Regions from separate parts of the Homo sapiens genome. Here region 1 is linked to region 2. A link is a loop called in an ENCODE intact Hi-C map of the cell type or tissue named here. Cell type or tissue: GM12878. All regions are shown on one strand. Links, peaks and the distances in the headings refer to the core of each region. The heading gives the core; the rest is flanking DNA. Region 1 overlaps OSBPL10 (oxysterol binding protein like 10). Region 2 overlaps GPD1L (glycerol-3-phosphate dehydrogenase 1 like).

Region 1 (17,227 bases), core at 4,894-12,893, 280 kb before region 2:
TGGGAGACCGAAGTAAGCGGATCACCTGAGGTTGGGAGTTGGACACCAGCCTGGCCAACACAGTGAAACCCCATCTCTACTAAAAATTAACAAATTAGCTGGGTGTGGTGGTGCATTCCTGTAATCCCAGCTACTCGGGAGGCTGAGGCAGGAGAGTAATTTGAACCCAGGAGGTGGAGGTTGCAGTGAGCCGAGGTCACGCCACTGCACTCCAGCCTGGGTGACACAGTGAAACTCTGTCTCAAAAAGAAAAAAATTAAAAACTAGCTGGATATGGTCACACACACCTGTAGTCCTAGCTACTCAGGAGACTGAGGCAGAAGGATCTCTTAAGCCCAGGAGTTTGAGGCTGCAGTGAGCTACGATCATACCACTGCACTCCAGCCCAGGTTACAGAGCAAGACTCCATCTCAAAAAGAAAAAGAAAGAAAAAAATTCCAAGAGCTAGTAAGTGAAAAATACAAACAAAAAACAAAAACAATAAACCAGGAAAGAAAATATAAAATATGACCCCACTTCCCCCTTTGTTGAAAACAATATTCACATTTACATGCCCAGAATGGTTACTTTGGAGAATAGAGTGGAGGGGCAAAGAGCAAAGGGGCAGCAAAAAGCTTCCAACGTGTAAAAAAGGAAACCAAAATTCTACTTCATTAAAACAAATGTGAGAAAAATTTCACTCTCCATAGAAATGAGCAGAGGTCAGTGGCAGAGCACTCCCAGGTAACTCTCACAACCCCCACTCTGCACATAAAGCTGGCAATTATACTATTCGTCATCATGCCATCATTATAATCACGATATTAATAGCTACTGAACCTGTCTTTGATTAAGCCTCTCCAAAAGTATTGATTTACTTGCCTTGCAATGTCGCTATAAAACACAAGAAGGAAATGCTCCATCTACTTTACGGAATAAGAAACAAGTACAAAAAAGAAGGAAACAGCTCAAGGTCAAGGCCAATGATAGAACTATTGAGAAGAATACTCGAGTTTCTTCCATTCCTGAACTGCCTCCATTAATGTGGTGTGTCTGCATATAATTTGGTTATTAAGAAGTAATGAGGAAAGCATGAACAACATGACACTGGCTTCAAAACCAGAAAATCAAAGCAGTTATCCAAGGTCAGTATTTAAGTTGCAAAAAAAATTTCACAAGAGAAAAGATAGATGTCTTTTTCTCATTTCAAATGCCAAGGAACGCTCTAGTAACATTCTTTTGTATTTCAAAAATCAGATTCTAAAAAAACACTTCCTCAAGTTTAACCAGTCTGTACTATGCATCCCACTGGGGGAAGAAAATATTTATAGTTTCATACTGTACAGAAATCCCCGATGCCCTGGAAGTCTGTGTCGAGAAGTCCTAAGAGAGATGTACTTCTTTTCTCAGCCAGAGACGTGAAGGAGAGCTGAAGAGTAAATGCTCCCCTCCAATCCCACTCCCCAGTTCAGCCCTGGCCCCTCCATCATCTACCTTTGATGAGCAATGGAGAGGAAACCGGCAAGAGCCTCTCCCCGCATCTGCCCACAGCGGGATGAGGGAGGAGGCGCCGCTGTCGGTCCACACCATGGCAGAGTGGCTGCAGCCCATGAGGAGGGCCAGAAGGCACCAGGGCCAAGGCTCTGCCAGTCCTACCCAGACCAGCACGACTCACACGAGCTGTCAAACTTCAGGCTCAAGAGAACATTCTCCTCAATCTCTTCTCCACTCTGTCAGTGCAACACAGAGCACAGGGGAATAAAATTTCCGAAAGATGTGATTTGCTTCTTCAGCAACATGTGCCAGAAGTGTCATGCAGCTCTCCTCTGATTTGTGCAGTATCCTGGCAAAGGGGGTCTCAGACTGCAAAGTTCAGAACCCCCTCCATCCCGTGACTGAGTCCGGTGATCCCTGGAACCAGGCAGAGCAGGACTCAGAAGGCATTCTAGCTTTGCTGCTAAAACATCTCTCACTCTGCATCCCTTTCTGGGGGAGATGCCCAGGAGTCTCAAAGACATGATGGATAGGCTGTCTTGCATCTGGCAAAGAGAACAAGGCCCTTCCCAAGAGTAAAAGCTCAACTGCAGAACCACCCCGCTGGCCTTGCTTCTCTCTTATACACTGAAACACCATTCCCAGCAGCTGCAGGGTGAAAAAGGACCTCAAGTGAAGAACTGAACATATGGGGATGACCTCAAGCCTCACTTCTGCCATGCCCTAGCCATGTGGCCATTTAATCTCCCTGGGCCTCAGTTTCCTCATCTGCAGAAATGGAGATAAGACCTACCCGCAAGATTGTTGTGAGCATTATCTGAGGCAGGGATTTCTCAATGAGGGTGACTGTGCTCCTTCCCCTCCCCCAAAGCATTCAGCAAAGTCTGTCAACCGGCAGTCGGGGGCAGGGGGTCGGGGGGAAGGAGGTACACTATCAGGAGGTAAAGAGTACAGGGATGTGCTGAACATCCTACAATGCTCATGACAACCGCTTCACAACAACTATTATCCAGCCAAAAATGTCAATAGTACCAAGGTGGGAAAACCCTGGGATGAGGTGATGCACGTGAAAGAAACCTATGAACGACAGTGCACTATTTACTACAATTATTACAGGAGAAAAACACATTTTTGTGACATTTGAGCAAGCTACTCCTGTGGCACGGAAGTTTTTTCCTTTTTTTGTTTGTTTGTTTGTTTTGAGACAGGGTTTCGCTCCCGTCACCCAGGCTGGAGTGCAGTGGCATGCTCTCGACTCACTACAACCTCCAACTCCCAGGCTCAAGCAATCCTCCTGCCTCAGCCTCCCAAGTAAGTGAGACTACAGGCACACGCCACCATGCCTGGCTAATTTTTCTAATTTTAGTAGCGACGGGGTTTCACCATATTGGCCAGGCTGGTCTTGAACTCCTGACCTCAAGTGATCCGCCTGCCTCAGCCTCCCTAAGGGCTGGGATTACAGGTGTGAGCCACCACGCCTGGCTATTCCTGTTTTGTTTGTTTTAACACATGAATACATGATGAGAATCTAGGAATTTAAAGGTTCTATGCTATAAGTTGTAAAGAAAGAGTACCAAGGGCAATGTGCCCCACATAGTAGGCAGTTTATAAATGCCTACTGCCCAATGCAATGCACTGGAGTTCATAAGGTTTTTTTCACATGAAAAAGAGTTTTTTAGTCCAAAGAGGTATGCAGATCTGCCAAGCAACAAGGCTTAGGAGGGACGGAAGATGCCATTAAGATAAGCTGCCAAGTAGATGAATGAAAAATAAATATCCTAATACAGGTAGTCAGGCATCAGCAACCTTTTCTAGTTCCTGACCTGGCCTAAAGAGGATTCAGAGGGAAGAAAGATTGTGAAGGCAGGTGCCAACTAATTAACAAAACATGGAGTTCCACTTCAAATGACCCTGTATCCTAACCCTCAGTGTAGTTCCTGATAACCTGTCTAGGTTACTGAGGGTCAGCATCAAGGGGTCTGTGAAGGGCTGGAAAAGCAGCTAAGAATACAAGATGATGGAGGTAAAGTCTATGGTAGAGAAACAGGATCATCTAATTTGTACCACAGGCAAGAGTGGTAGGGAAGGTCAATGCTGGGCAGAAAGAAAAATGCAAATCAAGGTTAGCCACCTTGGAATACAGATTGGATGAATGGAAGGAAGAAAGGATCGATGCTATAGTTTGCCCAGCCCAGAACTGACTCTACTTAAATATTAACCCCAAAATGCTCAATTAACTCCCCAGGCATCTTCATTTTCCTACTTATTATTATTCACACAGTTTTTCTTCTCTTCTTGGGCTGAGACACGTCAGCTCACTTCTGCCACATTTCAGGAAGCACCTGCACGTTCTGTTCTAACTTGAGACAGAGCCTCTGCTCTCACCTGGCTGCACCACCCACACATCAGGGATCACACACATGAGGCAGCAGCCCAGTCCAGTGGTGCTGGAGCAGCAAGGCCTGGCTCCAAAATGCAGCCCCTTATCAGATATGCAACCTAAGGCAGTTATTTATAACGTTTCAGGGTTTTATCCTCATTGCCTATTTAAAAAGCAAGACATATCTTATAAGGATATTGTAAGGATTAAACTAAATAATATCTATTAAAGTACTTAACACTGCGCCTGGCATTTTGATCAAGTTTGATAGATGCTGGCATAACAATGTTCATCTATCTGTATAAAATATTGGTCAAGGTCACTCACAACCTTCTTTCATGATATATACATTATATCTCAGTAAAGTTTTTTTTTTTTTTTAAGGATAACTTTATCCCAAAGATAGCATACAGAATGGTCTAGAGAGATTGCCTAACTGTAAAGGCCAAACTGACCCCAGTGGTGGTTTTATCAAAGGCCTGCTCTGATCTTCCTTTTAAACGTCATCTTCCACAATACACTGTGCGCCTCACTCTCCAAGCCCAAGTGTTCTAACCAGTTCTCTGCATCAGCCTGGCTGCCATTGGCCCATAATGCCTCCTTTCCCACATTTTCTTAGCCACTCAGTTCCTTTGTGGTTAGTCTCAGCTAAGACAATAGCAAATGAATAAATTACTTTTCTTAAAATTCATATTATTAACATGGAAATGATTAATAGGTAACTTCTCCCAAAGAATATATACTTTTTAAAAAAGAATGTTTTTAAAAGTGTTAGACTATATATAATTTTACAGTTTTATATAACACACATACAATATATAATTTTTAAAAGTTGACAAAGAAATAATTTCAAACTTATAGAAAGTTGAAAAGAAAACCCACCACGTATCCTTTACTCGGTTTTACCAATTACTAACATTTTACCCCATTTGTTTTATCATTTGTTCCCTCTGTTCTCTCCTTCCCCACTTTAAAATAAACACATAAACACACATAATTATTATACGAATAAATGAATGAAACTTTTTCCTAATTTAAGGGTAAGGCCTTTTCCCCTTAAATACCTCTAACTGCTTCAGTGTGTCTTTCTAAAAACAAGGATATTCTCTGTATAACCACAGGACAGTTATCAAATGCCTTTATCCTATCTACTGTCTGTATTCCAATTAATTCCATGTCAGTGTAAAATCAGATCTAGTTTAGGGTAGGTATCGCATTTGGTTGTCATGGTTTTGTTTTGTTTTGTTTTGTTTTTGTTTTTGTTTTGCCAGAGACAGGGATCTTGCTGTGTCCCCAGCCTGGGGTGCATGCTGCATGATTAGCTCACTATAACCTCCAACTCTCGGACTCAAGGTATCCTTCCACCTCGGCCTCCTAAGTAGCTGGGACTAAAGCATGTGCCACCCTGGCTAATTTTTAAGTTTTTTTGTGCACACAAGGTCTTGCTATGTTGCCTGAGCTGGTCTCAAACTCCTGGGCTAAAGCAATTCATACACCAGGTCTCCCAAAATGCTGGGATTACAGTTTGAGCCGCCATGCTCGGTGAGTTGTCATGTATCTTTAGCCTCATTTAATCTGGAACACTTCCATACCCTTCTTGGTCTTTTATACTGACATTTTTGAAGAATACAGTCCATGTAGGATATATTTTTAAGTAGGAATACCTTAAAATATTTACTGTTGTTCTCTAGCCTCCAGCCTTGTTTTACTTTTCTTCATAGAACCTGTCACCACCTGGCACAGTACATATTTGTCTGTTGGATGTCTCCCTCACACAAGTACAAGCTACACGTAGTCACTTTCCAGGGTCCAGTACTATATCCTAGTGCCTAGAACATTATGGTACACAGACATGCAGTGTTTGTTGAATGCTACTCCCAAGCATTCATCTACTTGCAGTGTTTGTTGAATGCTACTCCAAGCATTCATTCGTTCTTCTAAGCCTTTCCTCCAATGTTAGCAAAACAGGGACCAGACACCCCCACTCTGAACAACTGACCCCAACTTTATCACTCACAGTGGATGCAGTTCAGTGCAGGAAATGTCCTCAGACTAAGAGCTGTCTACCCTCAAGTCAGAACTTCTCACAGAGGGCTAGCGATGGAAAATCACCCCACAAGGTTCTAGGCAAAAAAACAGCAACTCAAGTATTGTAGAAAAAAGCCCTATTTAAGTACAGATGTATGGTGCAATAAACTAGTTCAACTGAATCAAAACTGTACCATTTTGTTTTTTCCTAAAAATATATATATTTATATATGTATAATATATGTTATATACATTTATGTTTATATTACACACACACACACACACACACACACACACACACACACACACACACACGTTTTAATCTAAAGGCCTTCTTGACCTAAAATGATCTTCCTGGGTAATGTTAGGACTTTCCTTTCAGGCAAGGCGGGCAGCCAAATGTTAAGATTATGCTGGAGAAGGTATGCAAAATTGTTGCACTTTATTAAGACAATTAAAAAAATCCCCAAACTTTATTGTTTTAATAAAAGCTGTTCTTAAATTGTGTTTTATTTACTTAATTTGATGGTATGTTTAGGAGGGTGATGTTTTACACTTAGTTTTAAGTACCCAAAAAGTAATTATCTGTGAAAAATTCTAGAAGAAAAATGGCACTGAGCTTAATAAAACATGAAAGCAAAATTACCCAATAGCAGAAATAAGAAGACAGAGCCAAGGGAAGAGTCAATCCTTAGATGAGCTTGTCCAACTTTACTAAGGGAGTTTATCCAGCCTAAACTCATCGGAATCTATTCCCCCAAAGACTTGCTACTTCGGAAAACATATTATCCTCATACTCTGCTTTTCAACCTGGAGCACTTTATACCTTCAGTCTCAACAGGAGATGCAGCATATCTTACTTTTCACCCAATGATTTGGGAAAGAAAATAAAACAGCTTTAAAATATTTTATCAGGCTAGTGTATTGTTCAGTAAGATGTACGAGTTGAATGTAAGATACACCTAGGGCTTCTTGAAAATGTTTTCATGTAGGCCAGACACAGTGGCTCATGCCTGTAATCCCAGTGCTTTGGGAGGCCAAGGTGGGAGGATCACTTGAGGCCAGGAGATCAAGACCAGCCTGGCCAGCATGGTGAAACCCCGTCTCTACTAAAAATACAAAAATTAGCTGGGCATGGTGGCGGGCACCTGTATTCCCAGCTACGTGGGTGAATCGCCTGAACCTGGGCGGTGGAGGGTTCAAGGATCACACCACTGCACTCCAGCCTGGGCAACAGAGTGAGACCCTGCCTTGAAAAAGAAGTTTTCATGTGGGCAGTACTAACCCTCTTCAACCTCCAGTGGCATTCATACCCCCTGCCCTCTGCAGATGGAGAAGCTCTGCTTACAGAACCCAAGACAGGAGCTAGCTCTGCTAATCAGCCAACCACCCCAGCACCGGAGGGTTTTGTCAAGGAAGAGGCCACTCAACAGAGACTATTAATCACTATTTAATTCAAATAAAGGGGAGAGATGTAGCAGCTCCCCTCAAAGAGCATTAAACTTTAAACACTTCAAATTATTTCAAGTGAAAGCAATTCAGAGTAGCAAGAAGAGGAGCCTAATCTGAACTGGCAGGAATTTGGAATTACTGAACATCTTCAAGGACATTAGATGTTAAGACTTTCAAGTGAAGAATATAATGAGAAGCAGGTTCATCAGTGACTGCCTGATGGAGAGCATCTCCCTGAAGATAAAACGACCAACTCAATAGTGACCCACGAGAACACAGCACTCAGCAAAAGAGCCTCGGCTCCAGGTTTTAAAATACATTTTTAATAATTCAAATTTTAACCACTTGAGTAACTACATTTTTAATATACAACTGACCAATGCAAAAGATGAAAATTTTGAATAATATCAAAAGGTACACCTAAATCCCTATATACTTTCAACCATAAATCTCTTGTTCCCCTAACAGCACCCCTGGCAACCACTACTACTAGCCTCTCGTGTGTCCTTCCAAAGATTGGCAGGGGGGTGGGGGGGAGAGACAGAAAGGGAGAGAGAGAGAAAGGGAGAGGGAGAGGGAGAGGGAAAGAGGGAGGGAAAGAAGGAGGGAGAGGGAGAGGGAAAGGGGGGGAGAGAGAGAGAAAGAGAGAGAGAGATACAGAAAAAGTAAGTATGTGTGTGTCTCTCCCGTTTTTGTTTGACTGGTTGGTTGTTCCTATCATGGTATATCTTCCCCACAGCCTGTGTTTTTTTTTTTTTTGAGACAAGGTCTCGTTCTATTGCCCAGACTGGAGTGCAGGGGCGTAATCATGGCTCACTGCAGCCTTGACCTCCCTGGGCTTAAGCAATCCTGCCATCTCAGCCTCCCGAGTATCTAGCTGGAACTACAGGAGCACGCCACCACACCAGGCTAATTTTTTTATATTTCTGTAAGACAGGGTTTCCCTATGTTGCCCAGGCTGATCTCAAACTCCTGGGCTCAAGCAATCCTCCCATGTCAGCCTTCCAAAGTGCTGGGATTACAGGTGTGAGCCACTGTGCCCAGCCCCCTATGTTTTTTAACCTTTTCATCAACTTTAATAAATTAAATTTCTCTTTTATTGCAGAAGCTCAGTTTTTTATCAGAAATACCCCATTTCATTTCACAAGCTGTGCCTTTCCAGTCTTGGGCAGTCAGGTACTGCTTGTTTCGCAGGGCCCAACTTAGCTGGGTCCTGAAAGCACAGTACCCCTCACGGAAACTCATTCAGTGTCTGGCTCTGTACTAAGAGCACAACAGACATGATCTCATTAATCCTCACCACAGCATACAATTCAATCCTCACATCAAAAATTACTGTCCTCATTTCAAGGAATAACTTGCCCCAGGTGGCACTATAGGGCTAGTTCTGAACCGGGTACTGCCCCCAGAGAGCCTAGAGCACTTGCCTTTAATCCTGCAGCATCACAGAAAGTGAGATGGGAGCCACTCAAAACCAGATGCACAATGTGAACAAGGCCAGCCTGGCTGAGTCTGGATTATACTGGAGCTTTCTGATGCATGGGGAATATAAACATTTGGGCAGTCTATCAAAACTTTTAGGGGGAAAGTCATAACAATCAGGTTTTAGAGATGCTTCTTAGCCACTCCTTCATGATCATCTTCAGGTAGAACTTGGCTTAACAACCAAGTTATCCATCAACAGAAATGTTGTAGCAGAATTGGGTGAATCTGTGTTATAAAAAGAATATTGTGACATGCTTAATATTACTTAATCCTAACAACTGCCCTGTAGGGTTGATGCCATTATTTTGCCCAATTTACAGAAGTGAAAACTGAGGCTAAGAGACATTACTCGTTTACTGAGTTACTTGAGATTACAAAGCTAGGTAGTAGCCTGTGAGTGGCCCAGGCACAGCCAGAAACCAGGTTTTTTTTTTTGTTGTTGTTTTTACCTAATTCCCTACATTGTCTATCACACCAGATCCTCCATTTGTTCTAAAAAATTTTGTCTATGTCAAAAAAAATGGGAAAAGTAAAGAGACAAACCATGAAATGGGAGCTGGAGCTTCCGGATAGCTGAATACAGGAGGCTCTAGGAGGGTGACCGCCCAGGGAGGGCGTAGAAGTTCCACGCCCCTTCCCTTATACCTCACCCTACATATCTCTTCATCTGTATCCTTTGCAACATCCTTTATAATAAACTGGTAAACATAAGTTTCAAAGGGCAGATTTACAATGTGTACATGGCCTCCAGCCATGCAGGTTGTTCTCATCAGTGCCACGCTGCCTCACGAAATCCTGGAGATGATCAGTAAGTTCATGATGGACCCAATCTCCATCTTGGTGAAATGGTTTTCTTTTGCCCTTTCACTTTCTGCCATGGGATGCCACAGCAAGAAGGTCCTCACCAGATGCTGGTCCCTCAATCTTGGACTTCCATCAAGGGAACATCACTAACGTCATCATCATCCCAAAATGAACCTCTCCCAGGCTCCTTAAGTTTATTTTTCTGTGCAGCAACTGCTTGTGCTGAGACATTGGAAAGGGCTTTGGTTCCAGAATCCTTGAGGAATACACAATTCATTACAGCACCCTTACCTTGTAGTATAATCACATTTCTGCTTAGGAAGGCCAAGAGCCCAGCAAAGTAGGTGGCATTCCCACATGTAATCAGACTGGCCCTTGAGGCCTAAGAGTGAGTGAAATTTTCCAATGGACTTGGAGATTGCCATGTAGGACTTACTCCAATAACAGTTCCATTTGGGCATGGAGAGTATCTTAAGAATGGTGTGGTGGACATTGCTCACATATACCTGGTAATCCTCTCCCTCCTGCGCACATTGGAACCAGCCCTTCCTGCTCCCTTACATGAAGTCTGAGTCAATGAAAAGCCTTTTCTTTCCCTGTGCCCTAAAAGGCCTTGTATTTGAAAATGAAAGCGTTTAAGATTTTGAAGAAGCCTGCACCTCGGCAACCTCTGCATCATTCACTGCACGAAGCACAGTCACCAGTCACCAGACCTATGATGGGCCAACTCTCTACATGAAGAAGCACATCCAGAGTTGTATTTTACTTGCCCCCAGGTCTATGGAGATGTAAAAAAGGAAAGAATTAAGCATCTTGTTATTGGATGGTCCAAAGGAACATGTCACTGAGTGAGTGACCTTAACCAAGTCATGAAACTGCATTAGAAGGATTTACTATGGGAGAAGAATGAGGGGCTCCAGGCAGAAAGCCCCAAGGCAATAAAGAGACAAGGAAGTGATAAGAGGGGACTGAACGACCAAGGAGGCTAGGGTTATGAGCCACATTCTCCACCGTTGCCACCACATCTTATCTGATGACCTGACCCACCACATTAAAAAAGTTCATGTATGTTCTTTTTAGTTTCTTCTACTCAAAACACTGTTAAAAATACCTTAGTTCTCTTTCTGTTTTTTGTTGTTGTTGTTGTTTTTAGATGGAGTTTCACTCTGTCACCCAGGCAGGAGTGCAGTGGCACAATATCGGCTCACTGCAGCCTCCGTCTCCTGGGTTCAAGCAATTCTCCTGCCTCAGCCTCCTGAGTAGCTACAGGTGCCCACCACCATGCCTGGCTAATTTTTGTGGGGTTTTTTGGGGTTTTTTTTTTTGGGTTTTTTTTTTTGTATTTTTAGTAGACACGGGGTTTCATCATGTTGGCCAGGCTGGTCTTAAAATCCTGACCTCAAGTGATCCGCCCACCTCAGCCTCCCAAAGTGCTGGGATTACAGTTGTGAACCACACATGGGCAAAAATACCTTAGTTCTTAAGTCTACAGGTTATTAAATATACATTGCTCTAACCTACACTATGGATAAAAATTGAAAATTAAGCCAATAACATAAATTATTAGTTTAGAAATCACAGATTTAGAATAAGTCATGTTTTTAATCAATGTGTTTATTTTTGATTTTCATTGGGTCAGTTTGGGGGTCATTAGGAAATTGTGAAGGCATATACAGTCATCCCCTTGGTGTCCATGGGGGATTAGTTCCATGACCCTTCTAAGACAGCAAAATTCACAGATGCCCAAGTCCCTGATATCAAATGGCATTTTATTTGCATATAACCTATGCATATATATTCCCCTGTAAATCACCTCTAAATTACTTATAATGTCTAATGCAATGTAAATGCTATGTAAACAGTTATTTGTATTGTTTACAAAATAATGACAAGATTAAAAGTCGATCCATGTTCAAAACAGATGCAATTTTTTTTAGAATATTTGTGATCCAGAGTTGGTTGAATCCACATAGGCAGAACCCACAGATACAGATGACTGATTGTCTATAGAACTAGAAACTCAGAATTTAAATTTTAGCTTGTATCATTGTTCAAAAATTGATTAATACCATTAATATTATTGGCCTCTTTGGTGACACTAACCATTCCCTTGGCAAGTTTGCACTGGTTATCTATTACTGCCTAACTACCCCAAAACAAGAGGTTAAAAGTGACTACTATTTTATTTTATCTCAACATGTGTCAGGAACTCAGGCCGGTCTTCCTGGGGTGATTCTTTCTATTCTGGGTGGCATCACCTCGGGTGACTCAGTGGTACTTGGCCAGTAGCTAGACTTGTCTGGAGGGGTCACGAAAGCCTCGTGCACATCCTGGTGCCTTGAGAGGGGCAGCTGGAAGCCTGGATTTTGCTGTGTCCCTTCATGTATTCTTACAGCCTCGCAATGGGGTCTCTCCAGTAGGGTAGTAAATATTTACAGAGTGGCTCAGGGCTCTGAGCCAAGTGGAAGGGGCCAGTTTTCTTACAGCCCATGCCTGGAACTGTCAGCGGTACTTTGACTTTTGGTCAAAGCTGCCACATGCCAGGCTCAGAAATAGCCCCTTCATGCATTGCATGCCTCTATCAAAATATCTCACGTACCTCATAAATACATACACTATGTACCCACAAAAAAATTTTTTTTTAATTTTTTTAAAGAAAAAAATAGCACCTGCCTTTTGATGGGAATGCTGACAGGAAAGCTTCAAAGAATCTGTGGCTATCTTTAATGTGCCCCAGCCTGAGACCAAAGGACCACACATAGACATGCAAAGTATAAGCTCAAATCAAACTTGGAAAGACCGAAGCCTGGTTTAATTCTAACAATAATAAATTACCAAAATAAACATATCCTGCATTAAGACAGTGTTGAAATAAAAGATGTCTGCGTTCCACCCTAGAACTTTAACTATCATGAACAAATGCAACAGTAAAATGTAATGCTTTTTTTTTATTTTCTAAAAACAAAAAGAATGGGAGCTAATACTTGCAAATTATGTATCTGATAAAGGTCTAACTATCAAGACTATATAAATAACTCATATGACTCAATAAAATATAAATGAATAAAAAAAGACAAAGGATTTTTATATGTATTTCTCCGAAGAGTATATATGAATGGCCAATAAGCATATAAAAAGAGACTTAACATCATTCATTAGGGAAATGCAAATCAAAATTACAAGGAGGTATCACTTCACACCCACTAGTATGGCTGCTATACTAACAAATGTTGGCAAGGATATGGAAAAATTGGAACCCTATACATTGCTGATAGGGATGTAAAATGGTGCAGCTGCTTTGGAAACCAGTCTGGTTGTTCCTTAAAAAGCTAAACATAGAATTACCATATGGCCCAGTCATTCCACTTTTAAATATACACCCAAAAGAATTTAAAACAAACTCACACAAAAACTGGCATACAAATGTTCACAGCAGCATTATTCACAATAGCCAAAAAGCAAAAGCAACCCAAATATGCATCAAGCGATGAAGGGATTAAAAATTATGCCATGTCCATACAACGGGATATTAGTCATAAAAAAGGAATGAAGTACTGATTTATGCTACAACATGGATGAACCTTGAAAACACTATGCTAAGTGAAAAAAAGCCAGACACAAAGAGACACAATATTGCATACAATCCATTTAAATGAAATATCCAAAAGAGGCAAATCCATAGAGACAGTGGTTAGTGGTTGCCAGGGGCTGGGAAGACAGGGTGGATAGAAATGGGGGGTGACTGACAGTTCATGGAAACAGGGAAACAGGGGATTTTTTTAGGAACGATAAAATATCCTGGAATGAGATAGTGGTAGTGGTTGTACAATTTTGAAAACATACTAAAAACCACTGAATTACATACTTTAAAAAAGTAAACTTTATGGTATGTGAATTATATCTTAAATTTTAAGAAACGATAAGAGCCACTTGTTAGCTATGCCACCTTGGGCTTATCACAAATCTACTCTGTGCCTCAGTGTCCTCACCTAGAAAATGTGGTCATAGCAGTGCCTGCCTTACAGGGTTGTTGTGAGAAATACACAAGATAATCCAAGAAAAGTACTTAGCATAGTATCTGCCACAAAGCAATGTGTTCCAAGATGCCATTTACTATTATTTCCTTTTCCCAAAAATGTGTTCCTTATGACTATTAGTTTCCTCTCTCTTTAAAAAACTAAAAATTCAGAAACATTTTGCTTGTTACTCATGACTGATTTTCAGCTACTGGTTAATAGTTCTCTCTCTATAAAAAAAAATTGTTATACTTGATCAAATACAAAACAATAATATTTAGAAAAATAAAATGTGGTATCTTGGATCTAGTTTCCTGAGGAACCCAAATCCAACACCACTACTACTAATACTACTACTGTTACTAATACTGATACTAATACTACTACTAACAGGTAAAGGAGAAGAAGAAGGAAGAAGCAGCGTTGATATTTGCTGAGTATTGAACATGCACTAACTGGTTTATGTCCACCCCCATGTGTCATGACAGTGCCAGATGCAGAGGATGCAGTATGATTTCCCCACAGTCCCAGGCCTCCGAGGACACACGGTGGGCCATGAGGGCACAATAAGATGTGCTATAATGTCAGTGAGTACTGGTATATATGGGAGCACAGAGAGAAGACCATGCTGCCTGGGGGGTCAGGAAGGCATCACAGAAGTATAAGGGGCTTTCTCTTTCTGTTTCTTGTTTTTTGAGATGGAGTCTCACTCTGTTGCCCAGGCTGGAGTTGGAATGCAGTGGTGCAATCTGGCTCACTGCAACCTCCGCCTCCTGGGTTCAAGCAATTCTCCTGCCTCAGCCTCCTGAGTAGCTGGTATGACAGACACACGCCACCACACCCAGCACATTTTTGTATTTTTGGTAGACAGGGTTTCGCCATGTTGCCCAGGCTGGTCTCGAATTCCTGACCTCACATGATCCACCTGCCTCAGCCTCCCAAAGTGCTAGGATTACAGGAGTGAGCCACCGCACCCGACCATATACTTAACCATATAAAGTATATGAGCTTTAAAAACCACAAGAGGGAGGGGGAGGGAAAGGCATTCCCAGCAAAGGAAACAGCAGTGACAAAGGCAAGGAAGCATGGAGGTGTGCAGGGTGCTTGGGGAGCTGTTTGTCTAGAACACTGACTGAATGATGGGTAGAGATAGAGGGGAAGGAACTGGACCCGAAATGAGTGGGCATTTAATGCCAAGATAAAGTTTTGGACTTGCCTTAGGAAGTTTGGTGCCACTAACGATTGTTCGAGCTAGGGACAGGCATAACTAGCAGTCTCCTTTGCTCTTTTGTCCTTCACTAAAGCCGCGTGTGAGATGTCTGCTCCATAAATGGCTCCAGTGGCGTGAACAAGTAGCTGACCCGGACCACAGAGAACATTAGCTCCTGCCTTCAGATCAGTAAGGCCTATGTTCCTGTTGCACAGGTGAGGCAAGTGGACAAGTGAAAGTGATCAAGCATTTAATGCCGAGGTCCTAAAGAAGACCAGGACTCCCAACAGAAAGGGAGAAGAAAAGAAGGGAGGGAGGGACAGAAGGGGTGAGGGAGCCCCATTAAACCTCTGTAGATTAAAAGAACTGTTCATTGTGCAAGAGACAAAACTAGATATTGGTAAATTCCCTTCTTAGAAACCATTAAGTAATAGTGGAAGCTTTACCAGCTCTATCCAACAGAACTTTCTGTGATAATGGAAATGCTCTATATCTGTGCTGTCCAATACGCAGCCATCAGCCAGATGTGGCTACTGAGCACTTGAAATGTGTGCCACTGAAGAACTGATTTTTAAATCTTATTTCAATGAAATTTAAGTAGTCTCATGTGGCTAGAGGTCTCCATATTGCACAGCATAGTTTTAAAACCTGTATTTTCTTATCCCTTTTCATCTACTGTTTCTTAGACAAATGCAACAAAGGGAGTTTGGAATCCCTTTCAATCTGCTATGGTCTGAAGGCTTGTGTCTTCCCTAAAATTCATTTGTTGAGATCCTAACCCCCAAGTTGATAGCATTAGGAGGTGGGCCTTTGGGAGGTGATTAGGTCATGAAAGAGCTCATGTTGTTTAAAAGTATCCAGTCTATGGTAGCTTGTTACAGAAGCCCAAACAGACTAAGACACAACATTTTAATCATTCTGTTACTTCTGAATTATTTCAAATTGTTCTGAGAGACCCTAAAATTGCTTAATCATATAAAAGAGGTATTCAGTGTCATTTGTCAGATTGCCACCAAAATTCTGAGAATTCAGCCAATGAGTTACCAGCAGTACCCTCTCTAAAAGAATAAAATTGGGTGTTGTTTTGAGTAGAATCAATCTTTATTTAGTATAAGCGTAAACACTTTGGTGTGCATTTTTCTTTCCAAGTAGTTGGATAGACCAGGATGTTGGGCTGGATGACTTCTGAAATCCCTGGTAACCACATGGTTTCAGAGTCTACAGATGTCACTGGGTTAATCTTGCTTCCCGTTGTGTTGCATCCTAACCAAAATATCAAAGCACCTCTCCAAAGCCCTCTGGCTCACACCCCAGGGCGGGAAAAAGTCAAGAAAGTTGTAGTCTTTCACCATCAGAAACCTAGATTGGCGGGAGGAACAATTAAACAGCTTCAAATCACCTCACCCTTCACATTTTGCTATGGATAGAATTCCCCACTCCTGTCTCCTCCTTCCCACCCCAACAAACAAACCCTTTAATTCCCCGGAAGCAGTCCACACATCCCCTAGGCCTCCCCAAGTAAAGTTTCTCAATGTCCCCAAACAGGGGTGGTGTCTGCACCTGGCAAGCAGGGGCGAGGTCTATCAGTTGGTCTCTCAACCTATCCACACACTCCTGTGCACTCAACCACACAAGTGGGAACAGTGGCTTCAGGACACACAGCCTTCAGGAAGAGAAGACACCCACAGAGCATGCTCTCCTTAGTCAGAGTGGATGTGGAACCAACCAGTGTCAGCCAGGGTGCCAAGCCAGCCCATTTCTCTACGGCCTCCTTTCTCACTGTCCAATGCTCTAACATGCCCTGACTAAAGCCCCTACATGCTTGGGGAGTATAGACGCCATGACAAAGGCGGGGGAGGAGAGTTAGGGTATATCACTGGTGTCAGCTATCATTGGAAGTTTTGTAAACACAGGCAGGTCCCTCACAGCTAGAAGGGGTGAGGAAGAGCTGCCTCACCTACTCTTGGGGCTGTCCAGACCCCAGTGGACGGGGGTAAGACAGGGCTCTTACTACCACAAGGCCACAAGTGAATTAATGTGCAATTATCATTCTAAGGGGATGGGGAAAAAGAAAAAATCCAAAAGACCTGTAATTTGGGCAGCTTCCAGCATGAACATTAATATATACACTCCTCAAAACTCAGTAACTTTTGCTGTTCATTCAAGACCCCCTATGACTTATAATGAATTTAAAGTCCTGTATTAGCCAATCATATTCCTCCATGACCAAATTTGCATAAGACTTTATCCTAAAATTTGTATTTTAATTTAGAATTACCTAGCAAGGAAAATAAGCCCTAACCATATGCCAATCTAACCACAGTGTCTTCACACTCTTTACACAGATGAAGATTCACAGGGACCTACTGCCATCCTCAG
Region 2 (8,000 bases), core at 1-8,000:
AGACAGCACATCACAGGTGAATGGCACAACTCTCTTTATAGACTTGAAACCCCAGGGATAATGACGTATAACATTGTCTAGGGACCATCCGATGTGGTAAAATAGTCAAGAAAAGCAAGGGAGCAATGCATACAGCATTCAGGACAGTGGTTCACCCTGGGGAGCAGGGGTAGAAGGAGGATGAACTTGAGAGGAGACACACAGGGGACTTCAGTGGTGTCAGTCACGTTCTATTTCTTAACACGAGTGATGAGTACATGTTTATTTTCTTCATTTGATTCTTCTTTAAGCTGTACATAGGCAGTATAGATGCTTTTACTCTTGTAAGTAGGAGACATTTTTCAAGTTGTGTAGCCATGGGACATCTACTATCCCATGCCTCTTTGATTTGGCGGTTTGTTCTCTCCTAACTTCTTGGCATCCTTGTAGGGCATAGACGAGGGCCCCGAGGGGCTGAAGCTCATTTCTGACATCATCCGTGAGAAGATGGGTATTGACATCAGTGTGCTGATGGGAGCCAACATTGCCAATGAGGTGGCTGCAGAGAAGTTCTGTGAGACCACCATCGGTAAGCACTGCCTGGGAGGGACCCCAGGAGTCTGGACATTTGATGTTTGAACATGTACATATTCCATTTCTGATATTTTCTGTAATAGACTCTTCCCTGTCCCTCTTAACATTCCTTAGTTGGGCATTCAGTGGGGCGAGGGTTTTACTTAAGGAGGCTATTTTGTGGAACTGAAGTGTTTCAACAACCTCCAGAATGAATATAAATGAATATAGCCAAGAAGAGCATTCTGACTTGCTGTGATCCAATAATGAATTACTGAGGTTAAACACAAAAGTGCAAGGTTGCTTGTACCAAGAAACAGGTGGCTACATCCATGGTAGGGGTCCCCTGGCCTCAGAAGCCCAAATTTTCTTTTCTTACAAATGTTAGTATCTGGATCCTCATTGATTCCAGTGAGATCTAAAAATTGGTTGAATGACCCCCATTTTCAGGTGAATGATAAGACTCAGAGAATAAATTACCTGCCCCAAGATCACACACTAATGTAGAAGCCAGGAACAAATTTGAGTCTTCTGTTTCCTGAACTAGTAAGCCTTTTCTACTCTTACACATTATACATTAGATACATTATTCTCACATTGACGTTATGAAAATTTTCATTTCTTTTGAAAGGGGCTTTGAGAATTCTCAAGTGTCCGTGTACTATATTAAACGATGCTTTGTTGGAAGAGTAATATTATTGTATTTTCAGATGCTTTGCAAAAGTTTATCTACCACTGCAGAACTTACTTTCACCCTTATCAAACCTGCAAGCAATATGAATCATTTCCCCTTGGCAGCTTTGTAAAAGGAAGCTCTGAGAGATGTCAGGCTCTCTTGCATGAGATGAATGCGCAGGAAAATGTAGCTCCAGATTCTTATACCTGCCTATACGTAGGACTTTTTAGGATTTTTTTGGAATTTTCTACCTTAATTTTTATTTTTAATTATGGAGGTATTTTACATGATTATTATGGAAGATAGAGATAATCAAAAGAAAGCCATTTTAAATTTTTGATAATTTTGTTATATATCCTTTTTTACTATTTGTATGAACTATTATGTTTGTAGTGAATCATATGCTGTTTAATAATTGCTTTATTCGCTGAATATGTAACAAAAACCTTTCAGAGTCTGTTAACATACTGTACATCCTCATAACTGCATAGCATTCCATCAGCAATTCCATATATTTGGATACAAAACTTTTTTTTGAAAAATAATATTTGTTGGAGAGGAGAAGTATCACAAATAATACAAAGAAGAAAAGAATAGCCTATGATACCACCTGCCCAGGTTGTCATTTACGAAAGTGATACAGACACAGGTTTAAAAAAAAATTCAAGCACCATGAGAAGGTGGAAAAGTAGAACTAAGATTGTAATTTCCCACCCATTTCCCTCTTCCCAGAGGGAATCACTGTTAGCAGTTTCTTTTTTGTTTTTTATAATTGCAACTTTTATTTTAGATTCGGGGGTACATGTGCAGGTTTGTTACATGGGTGTATTGCATGATGCTGAGGTCTGGGTTATGACTAATCCTGTCACCCAGGTAGTGAGCATAGTACCCCACAGGTAGTTTTTCAATCCTTCCCTCCTTTCTCTCCTCTCTAGTAGTCCCCAGTATCTGTTGTTGCTATCTTTATGTTCATGGGTACCCAATGTTTAGCCCTCACTTGTAAGTGAGAACATGCAGTATTTGGTTTTCTGTTCCTATGTTAACTCACTTAGGATAATGGCTTCCAGCTGCATCCATGCTGCAAAGGACATGATTTTCTTTTTTTTTTTTTGAGATGGAGTCTCACCCTGTCGCCAGGCTTGAGCGCAGTGGTGCTATCTTGGCTCACTGCAACCTCCAATTCCCTGGTTCAAGCGATTCTCCTGCCTCAGCCTCCCAAGTAGCTGGAATTACAGGCATGCGCCACCACGCCCAGCTAATTTTTGTATTTTTGGTAGAGACAGGGTTTCACCATGTTGGCCAGGATGGTCTTGATCTCCTGACCTCATGATCCACCTGCCTCAACCTCCCAAAGTGCTGGGATTACAGATGTGAGCCACCGCGCCCGGCTGATTTCATTCTTTTTTAATGGCTTTTACTATTAGCAGTTTCTAAATATTCTTCTGGAAAAAATTTATTTATATTTGTATGCTAGTATGTACATATATGAATATGTCTTATTCTTTTACAGTAAATTCTTTTATTTATCTGCAGTTTTAATATAGCCTGTGAAATTGTTATGTAATTACTTATATTTTCCCAAAAAGATTAACTAGTTTGTTCCAACTCAATCCTATTTGCCAATAATCCTTTCCCAGTTCATTCTGGAAGACTAAATCTTAATCTGCAATCCCAATCCCTGATCCAATCCTGGCTAGGACTCTAGCCCTGTTTGTTGTAGGAAAGTTTCTAGTTGGGTACATTAGGCTTTTTTGGTTTTAAAAAACAGATAAAAGCACATAAGTTGCATTTCTTTCCCTCTGGCATTTCTTTACCCGGTGCTTCTATGCCTTCTCTGTGGGGTGGAGTGTGATAAGCACTGATGACCTGAATTAAATTAAGTAAAGCATTTCTGGGTGGAGTAGCTCTCGTGAGGCTAAAGCCGAGGATCTTCTGAGGCCAAGAGTTTGAAATCACCCTGGGAAATGTAGCTGGGAGTTTCCAAAAAAGAAAAAAAAAAATTTTTTAATTAGCCTGGTATGGTAGTACATACCTGTAGTCCCAGCTACTCAGGAGACTGCTGTGGGAGGATCACCTTGAGGCTAGGAGATTGAGCGAGGCTGTAGTCACTGCAGTGGCTATGATCACGTCATTGCACTCCTGCCTGGGTGACAGCAATACCCTGTCTCTTTAAAAAAAAAAAATTTAAGTAAAACATTGAAAGTAAGATAGAATATGAAAGTGATGTTTAAAAATTGTTTTATATAACCTGAATTAATTAATTTTTAAAAGTAGAGTCTTGTTCGAATTCCTGGCCTCATGGGATCCTCCTGCCTCAGCCTGCTGATGTACCGGGATTACAGGTGCGAGCCACTGTGCCCAGCCTATAACCTGAATTTAATCATGAGAAAATATCAGACAAGCCCAAAGTAAGAGATATGTTATAAAACAACAGGCCAATGGTATCTTTGACTCTTCAAAAAAGTCAGTGTCATGAAAGACAATGAAAGGCTAAAGGAGTGTCCCAGAATAAAAAGGACTAAAGATATATTACCGAGCCAGGCGTGGTGACTCACACTTATTATCTTAGCACTTTGGGAGGCCAAGGTGGGAGATCACTTGGGCCTAGGAGTTTGAGACCAGCCTGGGCAACATAATGAGATCCCATCTCTACAAAAAATACAAAAATTAGCCAGGTGTGGTGGCGCACACCTGTAATCCCAGCACTTTGGGAGGCTGAGGCGGGCGGATCACCTGAAGTTAGGAGTTTGAGACCAGCCTTGTCAACATGACAAGCGAAACCTCATCTTTACTAAAAATACAAAAATTAGCCAGGTGTGGTGGTGCACGCCTATGGTCCCAGGTACTCGAGAGCCTGAGATGAGAGGATTGCTTCAGCGTGGGAGGTGGAGGCTGCAATGAGCAGTGATCGCACCATGGCACTCCAGCCTGGGTGACAGAGCAAGACCTTGTCTCTAAAAATCAAAAAGGAGACATGAGCACTATGTGCAGTGTGGGGTCCTGGATTAGGCAGGGAGGGTTGCTGTGGAAGACAATGCAGAGGTGATTGGTGAGGTTTGAATGTGGATTATATGTTAGATAATAATATTATGTAAACATTACATTTTCTGTATTTGATCATTGCAGTGTGGTTATCCAGACATCCTTTGTTGATGCATAGGGACTATTTTAAATTGCGGTAGGTTCAGGAATCGTGGCCCACTTGAATCTTCTGTGGAGGGAAAAGATAGGGCAGCTTCAGGCCTCAAAATCCTGTCATGGTGAACTACAGTGCCCTCTTGTGGTAAGGTCTCCTTTCGTTCTTGGGGCATACCACAGACTCTGAGGCTTTTAATCCAGTCATTCCACAAATATTTTTCAAACCCTCTTATGTATCAGGCATGGTGCCAAATGTCTAGAATACATAAGCTCCTTATGGAACTTGTAAGCACACAAACACATATGGAATCACAAACTAAAATAAGGGTTTTGAAGGAGTTTTATTACATAGGTTAATTGCCTCTAAAACTTGGTGTGACAGAGAAAGGGGATTTTCCTGTCTTTGGTTTACATTGAGTTTTGGGCAACCTTCCCACATGGCTGTCCGGCATTAGCTGTTCTGTACAGATGCCCTGAGTCCCTGCTTGCCATGTCACTGTTTATTACTGGGGTTTGTTGTTGTTGTTGTTGTTGTTTTTGAGATGGAGTCTCACGCTGTTGCCCAGGCTGGAGTGCAGTGGCGTGATCTCGGCTCACAGCAACCTCCGCCCCCTGGGCTCAAATGATTCTAATGCCTCAGCCTCCTGAGTAGCTGGGAACACACACACACACACACACACACACACACACCACCACGCCAGGCTAATTTTTGAATTTTTTGTAGAGATGGGATTTCGCCATGCTGACCAGGCTGGTCTCGAACTCCTGACCTCAAGTAATCCACTTACCTGAGCCTCCCAAAGTGCTGGGATTACAGGCATGAGCCACCGCGCTGGCTTATGACTGGTATTATATTAATAATAAAATTCGCGGGCCGGGTGCGGTGGCTCATGCCTTTAATCCCAGCACTTGGGAAGGCCAAGGCAGGTGGATTGCTGGAGGTCAGGAGTTCGAGACCAGCCTGGCCAACATGGCGAAACCCCATCTTTACTAAAAATACAAAACTTAGCCGAGTATGGTGGCGCATGCCTATAGTTGCAGCTACTCAGGAGGCTGAGGCGGGAGAATCGCTTGAGCTTGGGAGGTGGAGGTTGCAGTGAGCTGAGATAGTGCCACTGCACTCTAGCCTGGGCAACACAGCAACTCTGTCTCATAAATAAATAAATAAAGTTACTACCTATTATCCATGATTTAAGGTAATAAATTTTAAAAGGTACCTTTGAGAAAATATGAGATTGCTATAAATCAAGCCCACCTCTTGGATGGGCATTGCGTTATTTGCAGCCACAAAGGAACCCATAGACCCTACCTTGTATCTATGGCAAGCCAAGAGTGTGCCTTCCCCTGCCCATTCCTCAGTTTGTTCACCAGCAACCCAAGTTTCCAGCTGCAGATGGCTGGATTAAAGTGACTTGAGGGAGGGGCTGGTCTGCAATGTTCAGGAGCATGCTTCATGTTGGAGGCACTGAGCAGTGGGAGGAGACACGATGAGGCTGTAATATGATGTAGGGGCCAGGGGCTGGTTTACCCAACCCAGATGATGCAACAGTGTTGCACAGAGTCACCTAGACAGCCTGGTGGACTGTTTAAAAAGGAAGAGAACAGTTTGCACAAACTGACATAGTTCTAACATTTGGAAAAGGGGAACTCAGCTAAATGAAAGAACAGTAATGCTACAGAGTAGACTGTGTTTCTAAGTATTGGGTGTAGATATTGTGTTTTATTATGAAACTTTTCAGAAAAGTAGAGTAGTATCACGAACCTCACATGCCCGTCACCCATCTTTAGAAATGATTAACTCCTGGCCAGTCTCATTTCATCCACTCCCCACCCTCTCTCAACCCTCAGATGGCCTGGATTATTTTGACATTGTGTCACTTCTTGGTGTAGTTTTACTTGTTGACAATCATGCTTTTTTCTTTTTTTTTTTTTTTTTTTTTGAGACAGAGTCTCGCTCTGTTGCCCAGGATGGAGTGCAGTGGTGAGATCTCAGCTCACTACAGCCTCCACCTCCTGGGTTCAAGCGATGCTCCTGCCTCAACCTCCTGAGTAGCTGGGACCACAGGTACGTGCCACCACGCCCAGCTAATTTTTTGTATTTTTAGTAGAGATGGGGTTTCACCATGTTAGCCAGGATGGCTTCAATCTCTTGACCTCGTGATCTGCCCGCCTCAGCCTCCCAAAGTGCTGGGATTACAGGTGTGAGTCATCGTGTCTGGCCAAAAAAAACTTTAGATTCACATTCGGTCAGTTAAAAATGTATGTCAAATTGTAAATGATCACCTCGATTGGAAACGGGATATTTTTACTTTATTTCTGCTCCTATGTGTTTTCTAAATATCCTATCATGAACATGTTACTTTTATAGTAAGTAGAAACTTATTTTAAAGTGTATTAGGTGTGAAAATTAAGATTAGAGGCTGTTATTAATATCCTTGTTGTCTAACCTTTCAACAGGCAGCAAAGTAATGGAGAACGGCCTTCTCTTCAAAGAACTTCTGCAGACTCCAAATTTTCGAATTACCGTGGTTGATGATGCAGACACTGTTGAACTCTGTGGTGCGCTTAAGGTAAAGTCAGCCTCAGGGGAGGAGTTCATCAAGCAAGGCAAATGTTAGCATCATTGAGTCTAATCCTCAAGAATGGGCTCTGTGTTCTGTGCACCCACATCAGCGAAGAATAGTGAATTGAGAGTCTTGTTTATAACTTCCTGTTTTGCTGCAGCCTTTCCCGGGTGGTTCAGTTCCTCTCTTACTCGTGGCTTGCTTTAACTTGTAAATATGGGGGAATTGTGATGTTTTGGTCTTTGGGAAGTTGGCAGCATTGATATTTGGAAAGCATGGGAGTTCCTTGATGACAGGGTTTCACCCAGGAGCAAATGATTCTATTCATTCATGTTTTTCTCCCACACTTCATCCTGAGCAGGAAAAGGAACTTGTTTCCTCTGAATTATGCTACTCTACTAGTTTGGCTGGTTGTTCTTATTAAGGGAAAAAATAATCTGCTGCTGGTAGAGGTTTTTCTAAGAATAGTTTTGTCTTTGCCCTCAAGAGAGAGAAGATGTGATTAAAGAAATGCACTCCACTGGCCAGTGGCTTGCTGGATTTTTGTAAGTGGAACTGTACAGTATGCACTCTTTTGTGTCCGGCTTCTTTGATTGGAGGTGTATTTTTGTTTGTTTTAATGTAAATTTTAAGAGGTACTTCATACAGAAAAGTACAAAAATCATAAGTATGTAGTTTATGTTATCTTTTTTTCCCCTCTTTTGAGGTAAAGGGAGGTCTCCACACCTGGGCTCCTGACTTGTTGGCTGCTGTCTTTTAAAGCCTTAGGCACTGTCCCTCTCTCTGCCGTGACTTGGGGGAACAACCAACAGGGAACAGCAGCAGCTACCTGCTCATTCCCCCTCACTATCTAAGTTGCCTTTATTTCACTATCATCTACAAAAAAGAGTGGGGGGAATAGGGGAAATAAAAAGTTCTCAATGTGAATGCCCCTTTTGAGCCACTTCTGAGTCATCTCTTTTGCAGCAAAAAGCCACCCTTCAGAAATTTGAGCATCTAGGGAAGAGGTTAGGCAATCCACCAGTCACCTGTCTTTATTGGATGGGAGTTGCAAAGGTGGAAAGAATGCC

The links. Peaks named below come from ENCODE experiments on the same cell type or tissue, not always from the same donor. Only the 100,000 strongest peaks of a DNase experiment are listed, where the experiment ranks them.
Region 1: a loop joins it to region 2, with 6 times the contacts of the local background. A loop is called at or near these places in 10 of 110 quality-filtered maps.

The regions. Positions count from the first base shown.
Region 1 is chr3:31,849,922-31,867,148 of GRCh38, forward strand. All of the region lies in intron 3 of OSBPL10 (oxysterol binding protein like 10), which reads right to left. Among named protein-coding and RNA genes, the nearest start is that of OSBPL10, 120 kb to the right of the region's middle. In GM12878, for the core only: a CTCF peak has its summit at 8,722 (motif pointing right); no DNase peak of the experiment used is centred there.
Region 2 is chr3:32,139,799-32,147,798 of GRCh38, forward strand. It overlaps GPD1L (glycerol-3-phosphate dehydrogenase 1 like), which reads left to right. Exons shown (of 8, transcript NM_015141.4): 4 at 430-568; 5 at 6,824-6,936. Among named protein-coding and RNA genes, the nearest start is that of GPD1L, 37 kb to the left of the region's middle. RefSeq lists an enhancer at 7,985-8,000. In GM12878, for the core only: a CTCF peak has its summit at 4,506 (motif pointing left); a DNase peak (open chromatin) is centred at 4,443.